2 separate regions of the Homo sapiens genome follow, and region 1 is linked to region 2. Evidence: chromatin contacts called from ENCODE Hi-C or POLR2A ChIA-PET data. All regions are on one chromosome and are shown on one strand. Each heading gives the region's core, a stretch centred on a gene start or an enhancer-like site at or near the end of the contact. The rest is flanking DNA. Distances are from core to core; before and after follow the strand shown. Region 1 holds the start of MAP2K5-DT (MAP2K5 divergent transcript). Region 2 holds the start of DENND4A (DENN domain containing 4A).

What was found. Hi-C counts contacts between places; a loop is a spot of excess contacts on that map. ChIA-PET counts read pairs that join two places held with the same protein, here RNA polymerase II (POLR2A). Pooled maps may share reads with other maps.
Region 1: a loop to region 2 is called in a map with no recorded cell type, with 4 times the contacts of the local background. The contact joins the promoter of MAP2K5-DT here to the promoter of DENND4A in region 2. A Hi-C loop is called at or near these places in 1 of 37 single-sample maps with no recorded cell type and 4 of 50 pooled maps. POLR2A ChIA-PET finds 5 or more read pairs at or near these places in 1 of 52 experiments (activated T-cell).

What each region holds. Positions count from the first base shown.
Region 1 is chr15:67,540,958-67,544,317 of GRCh38, forward strand. MAP2K5-DT (MAP2K5 divergent transcript) reads right to left here and starts at 1,673. Exons shown (of 1, transcript NR_186334.1): 1 at 111-1,673. It overlaps MAP2K5 (mitogen-activated protein kinase kinase 5), which reads left to right and starts at 1,746. Exons shown (of 22, transcript NM_145160.3): 1 at 1,746-2,513. The coding sequence starts at 2,379. RefSeq lists enhancers at 686-1,186, 839-888 and a silencer at 1,762-1,881.
Region 2 is chr15:65,790,546-65,793,657 of GRCh38, forward strand. It overlaps DENND4A (DENN domain containing 4A), which reads right to left and starts at 1,748. Exons shown (of 33, transcript NM_001320835.1): 1 at 1,465-1,748. It overlaps LOC105370866 (a long non-coding RNA gene), which reads left to right and starts at 1,928. Exons shown (of 3, transcript XR_932372.2): 1 at 1,928-2,227. RefSeq lists a silencer at 1,305-1,634 and enhancers at 1,636-2,601, 1,825-2,444.

The sequences.
Region 1 (3,360 bases), core at 423-2,922, 1.8 Mb after region 2:
CGAATAAAAGAGACATTTTAACAAATCACAGGTTCATAGAAAATCTCTAGTTTCGTGGTCTATTTTCTAAAATAATAGGAAATGAACTTTTAATAAAAGTACATGAGGACTTTTGATGAACGGTTTATTTTTCACAGAAGTGAAGTGCAGGTGAAAAGGGGAAATTCCTAGAATATCTGAAGGATCTGACTAAATGAATTTCTACCTAAGCTATTGATTTACAGTAACTTAAAATGTGATAATTTATCTCCTACAATGGCCTTTCAAATTAAATATAAAAGTAACTCAGAGTAAAGTATGCAGAAAAAATTTTGGTATTGTAACTGAAAATGACCAACATTAATTTTTTTCTCTCACATTAATCAAGCACCTTACTGTTAGAAGGGAAACTGACAAGCCTCCTCAACCGAGTTTATACAAAATTCAACCCCAGAAAGTAAAGCCAATTCGTGCACCTTCATAAGAAAGAAATAAAGGACGAACCTACACATTACAATTTGTAAAGAAACTTCTGTAGAGGCACCATCGTTCTACAACCTTATGCACTTTAAAATCTGAGGTAACAAGGCATTTGAAGATAACCAAGGTTGGCCGGGCGCGGTGGCTCACACCTGTAATCCCCCCAGCACTTTGGGAGGCTGAGGTGGGCGGATCACGAGGTCAGGAGTTTGAGACCAGCCTGGCCAACATAGTGAAACCCAGTCTCTACTGAAAATACAAAAATGAGCGGGCACGGATGGCGCACGCCTGTAGTCCCAGTTACTCGGCAGGGGTTGGGGGCTGGTGGGGGTGGTAGTGCTGAGGCAGGAGAATCGCTTGAATCCGGGAGGCTGAGGTTGTGGTGAGTAGAGGTCGCGCCGTTGCACTCCAGCCTGGGCGACGGAGCGAGACTCCGTCTCAAAAAAAAAAAAAAAAAAGATAACCAAGGTTTATTGCTACTTCCGTGATATCACCATATCACCAACTGCGTAAGCAGTGCTATTTAGTTGAAAATACATGGACTAGACCGAATATTTCTGCAACAGTTTAATAAGAGACGATGATGCGACTACTGCAGCTGTCCCCAGGCAATTAAACTCTTCGGCGAATTTCTTTACTATTGCTTTTGAACAGGGAACTGTTTGCTATTTTAGGGCACTCGTGCGGTAAAGAACTTCACTGAAAAATGCAAATATGTTTTGCTAATGTGGGAGAAAGATGATGATCCTCTGAACCTGTGACTTGGAAGGGGGGATAAAAAAGAACTATTTCTTGAATTCTTGCCTTGCTCTTGCTGATTCGATGCACACAACCCCACGAACATTCAGATTCATGGCTTGACAAAGTGGGGATAACCGGGAGCTGCAGCCCCGTCTTTGAAGCTTTTGTAAAGACAAACGGTCTGCAATGTTAAGCCTTAAATTGGCTTTTGGCGGACTCCAGCCTTTTACCCTTCGTTTGGTAGATGTTTTCACCTCGCTGTCATTAAGCAGGGTCAGGAAATGGAAGGGCCGTGACCGGGTCGCCGCGGGCGCTCTGTGGGCGATGAGGGTCTCCTGAGCGAGCAAGACCAGTCTCTCCCCGACTCGCCACGCGCCACGCGCCGCGCGCCGCGCGCCGGTTCCTCGGCTTCCCACGCCGGGGGCGCATCCTCCCGGGAGCTGCTGCCCTTTTCCAACATGGCGCCGCGGGAGGCGGGTCCCGCTCGTCGGCTCCCGGGGTTCCGGCGCCGCGCGTTTTGGTTCCGGAGTAACAGTGTCGCCGCCGCCTTCCTCCTCCTCCTCTCGCCGCTACCGCCGTCGCCGCCGCCGCAGCCGCCGCCAGTCCGCGCGGCCTCGGGTGGCCGGAGCTCAGCCTGCGCGCGCCGCGCCCTGTGTCTCCGGGTGGGGCAGAAGACTCGCCCCTTGAACCTCCCGCGGGGACTCTCCGTGGTGTGGCGGCCCTGGGGCTCTTTCTTAATAGCCCCGGACTGAGTCCCCTCCAGTCGAGGACCCTCTCCTAGTCCACTGACGAGCGGTGGACACCTGCCGCTGTATCTCCCCCAAACCGAGTCCTTGCCCTGCTGCCTCCTCATACCCACACGGCGGCAGAGACCTTCACCATAGCGTTCGCTCAACTCCAGAACCTTCCGACCTCCGCTAGTTCCTGCGGGCCTTTGCCCGCTTCCCGGTGCACCCTCCCCGGGAGACACCTCAGACCCCCGACAGCCTGGGCAGGCTCGGTGCCTGCGGGTGCGTTCCTGATCACCCCTCCCCTCTTCCCTCCCCCTCATCCTCCATTCCCTTGTTTTCACCCTCTGTCCTCTGCCCGTCACTCCCCTTGTCACCTCTTGGAGCCCCCTCCTAACCAGCGGCCAGTGGGTTTCCCATACCCCAGGATGTGAGCCTCTTTAACCTGTAATGCTGTGGCTAGCCCTTGGCCCCTTTCCTGCCATGGAGAACCAGGTGCTGGTAATTCGCATCAAGATCCCAAATAGTGGCGCGGTGGACTGGACAGTGCACTCCGGGCCGCAGTTACTCTTCAGGGATGTGCTGGTGAGTGGTAATCTCAGTGTCCGGATGCCAGCAAGGGGGACTCAGGGACTTGAGTAGTCAGCACCTTGACCACTGGTGACCTGAGCCAGTGGCAATGGCTACTGCTGGCTTCCTGTGGAGGCAGTTTTATTGCTTCAGGCACAGCATTGATAAATTGCAACCACTAAAACCTGGCAAATGTCTAGGACCCTGGGGAGATAGATCAATCTGACTGAACCCCTGCCCTCAGAGAGCTCATGGCCCGGGCTGGGACACACATATAGACACAACCACGCAAATGCAAACTGCTGAATCTAGAAGAGAGGTTTTTTCCCCCCAAGTGTTTCGGGGAATGTCCTTGGACAGATTCCAGCCTTGTTTTTCTACTGAGTTCTCTGAACTTGGTGACCAGCTGAGAAAGGGAAAAAGGACAACTTTAACTTACCATGTTTGAGCACACTGTTTCATTAATTTATTTTGAGACAGGGCCTCACTCTGTCGCTCAGGCTGCAGTGCTGTGGCACGATCTCGGCTCACTGCAGCCTCTGCCTCCTGGGCTCAAGCGATTCTCCTACCTCAGCCTCCCAAGTAGCTGGCACATGCCATCACACCTGGATAATTTTTGTATCTTGTAGAGACGAGGTATTGCCATGTTGCCCAGGCTGGTCTTGAACTCCTGCGATTTGCTTGCCTCGGCCTTCCCAAAGTGCTGAGATTACAGGTGTGAGTTACTGTGCCCAGCCTGAGCAAACTTAAAGCATCATTGAATGTAAGACATTTTACTTAGAAAAAAATGCTAACCATGACAGTATGACACATCATCCGTTATTAAAATGAGTCCAGTTTCAGAGACGGTAAAAGTAAGGGA
Region 2 (3,112 bases), core at 498-2,997:
AATTATGTAACATATTATATATAATGATGATGATAACATATGCTGTTCTGGACTCCTACTGAGAGCTGTGGTTCAAAGGGAAATCGTGAAAATAAAGTAAAAATTGCCGAAAATGTTTAATTCTGCCCAAAACAGTTTCCAAAAAAGAAGCCAAATATAATATTTTATTTTAAGTTCAAACAGGGTTCAAACAGCTCAGAAATTTTGTATACTTAAGTTTTCAGAAGTCGAATCCCAGAACCGCTATCAACATAAACTGAATAACTTGCTCAAGAGTCCTTACTTATTACCCAATCTTAGGTCCCCCAGAATACTTCTTAAAATAATCCCAAATGTACTACAATAGATTAGCGTAACCGGGGCTACGCTGTTTACAGGTGTCTCCACCTCCTCCCCCAAGGAGAGAAGAGGTATACTAGGGTAAACAGAAAATAGAAGGAGACTATATACACACCAAATAACAGCTTGTAATCTTCTAAGACTTCTTTTACATTCGGGCTATTCTTTTCATTAACGTATAATACATTTTAAAGAATAACATATTCACAGAGTAATACAATTTCTGCCCTCACGGGTCTCTAGCTGGCTGACACGCGTTTTCTCCTCAAATAAATACATGCCTGTTGACTGATGCCTGTCCTGCTGTTGCAAACAAGAAATAACTGTCCTATAAGACAAAAACCTCTCTCTACGGTTCTAGGCGTAACCATACGTTTGAATTAAAAGCACATTGGAACAACAACAACAATCTTCCAGCACATCTGTCATTTAAAAGCACGATAATGAAAAGCTGTCGCTGCGACCCAATTTTAGGTCACAAGCTTTTTACTGTTTTTCCTGCCCCCCACCTCCAGAAAACAATAAACTTCAAAGGGAATGGTGGTAACCAGGAACAGTTCCCTTCCCCCACCACACACCCCCCCAAAAAGACTAGAAAAAAAACTGGTCAACTTGGACGCTGGCCGCGCTCACGCAGAACCCGTGCCCGCGGGCCGGGGAAGGCTGAACAGACCCTGGGAGGAAAAGTGGGCCTGCAGGCACCCCGGGCTCCCCCCGCCGCCTGTCTCAGATACCGAGCAGGTGGGATTCCGGGAAGCCACCTCCGACTTACGTAACGGGCTTGTCAAAATCCCAGATCCAGGACCTCCCCCTCCCCGCCCCCACTCCCAAATAACAACAGCCCCAGGCCAGCCTGGAATAGAAAATCTGGAATGAAAACACAGGAGCCCCCCACGCGTCCGACGCAGAGGCGCGGGTGCTACTCTCAGCACCGCCGCGCCATCCCGGGGCGGACCGAGCCGCGGAGCACCTCCCGGATCTCAGGAGCTCTCGGGCGGAGATCTCGGCCATCCGTGCCTCCTCCCCGAACCCACCCGCCCCGCTCCCGCGCCCCCGGCTGTCACCTCTCCGGGCCGTGACAGCTCCACCTGCCACCGCTGCCCGGGTCGCCGCCCCCGCACTCACCACCCAGCTGGCTCCCGTGCGAGCAGCGGATCGAGCTCGGAGAGCGGCGCCGGAATCCCGCACGCGCGGTAGCGGAACACGAGGGGCTGAATGCCGCGGCGCTCTGAGCCCGCTTAGCTCATCCCCAGCCCGGCGCTCCGCCCTTCGCGGCACCCCCGCCCGCCCGCCCAGGCCTGCCGTCTCAGTCAGACGGGACTCCCCCTCCCCTCGCGGCCGCCACTGCCTCCGCCTCTTTCTCCGACTCTAGCCTCCGCGGCCACCGCGACCGGCGCCATCTTGGCAATGACGGAAGGGGCGGGGGCGGGAATCACGCCCGCGAGCACCAATCGAAGGCCGGATCTGGCCCGAGTGGGAGGAGAGGGCCGAGTTGAGGGTCGTGGGGTCCTAGCGCCAAACTGATAATGGGGCGGTGAAGGTGGGCGGGACTAAGTCGCCTTAGTCCGTGACGTGCGGTGTAGTTGGGGAAACGCACCGTGGTTCCCCGTCGGGTCAGGAGATCCCGAGCCCCAGGCTGGCGTGGGCGAAGCGTACAATCCCTTCACCTTTCGTCACCCAGAGGCACAAGAATCCAGTTCGCGCCAACTGACCTGTTTCTTCCTTCCTCCCCGGCACTCTGGGAGTCCTGAGATTGCCTTGCTCGGTTCGTCTCAGACTTGCTAGATCTGAGCAGCTGCTGCTCCTCCACCAAGGGTGCTCACATTCTCCAGGAAACTCCCTTAAGGGTTAGCAACCGCCGAGTAGGTTTCGGTCCCAAGATAGAAAGGTAAAGCGGGGAATTCAGGGGGTTTCTCCGAAAAGTACGTTGATGAAACAGCTATTGTTGACTGACGGGGTGTCGATTACTTTGGATTAATTGGATACGGCCTACTTAAACCTGACTGTGGCTCTCCACCATTGATGGCTGTTGACAGATGAGGTTAATAAAGCTTGATTACCCCCATGGGGTTGCTCGGGAGTTAAATTCTATAGTACCTGTGAAGTACTTAGTATAGTGCTTGAAAGTACTCAATAAATGTTAGACATTATTCCATGGACAAATGAAAGAAGAAACAGGACCCCCAAAATCCCTCTGCTTTAAAGTCAACTTTTCCTAAATTGCATAGCCTTTTACTAACCAAGTTTACAACTTTATTTCCTACCTCCAGTTCTTTCATTGTATTCATTCATTCAGTCAACAAACATCCATACAGAGGGTGCACAGTGGTGAGGGAAACAGAAAACCTTTGCCTTCAGGAAACTGCAGTTTAGTGGGAGAAGAGGGACAATAAAAAAGTACTTAAGCACATTTTAAGGGGAAACATGCTATAAAGGTTAGAAAAATAACTGAGGCCAGGCGCCTTTGCTCATGCCTGTAATCCCAACGCTTAGGGAGGCCGAGGCAAGAGGGTCAGCTTGAGCTCAGAAGTTCAAGACTAGCCTGGCAAAATGGCGAGAACCCTGTCTCCACCAAAAATACAAAAAATTAGCCGGGCGTGGTGGCGTGCGCCTGTGGTCCCAGCTACTTGAGAGGCTGAGGTGGGAGGATCGCTTGAGCCCCAGAGCCGGAGGCTGCAGTGAGCCGAGATTGTGCCACTGCACTCCAGCCTGGGTGACAGAGCAAGATTTTGCTTTAAAACAAAACAAAACAATCGAGTTGCATACTTTAAAT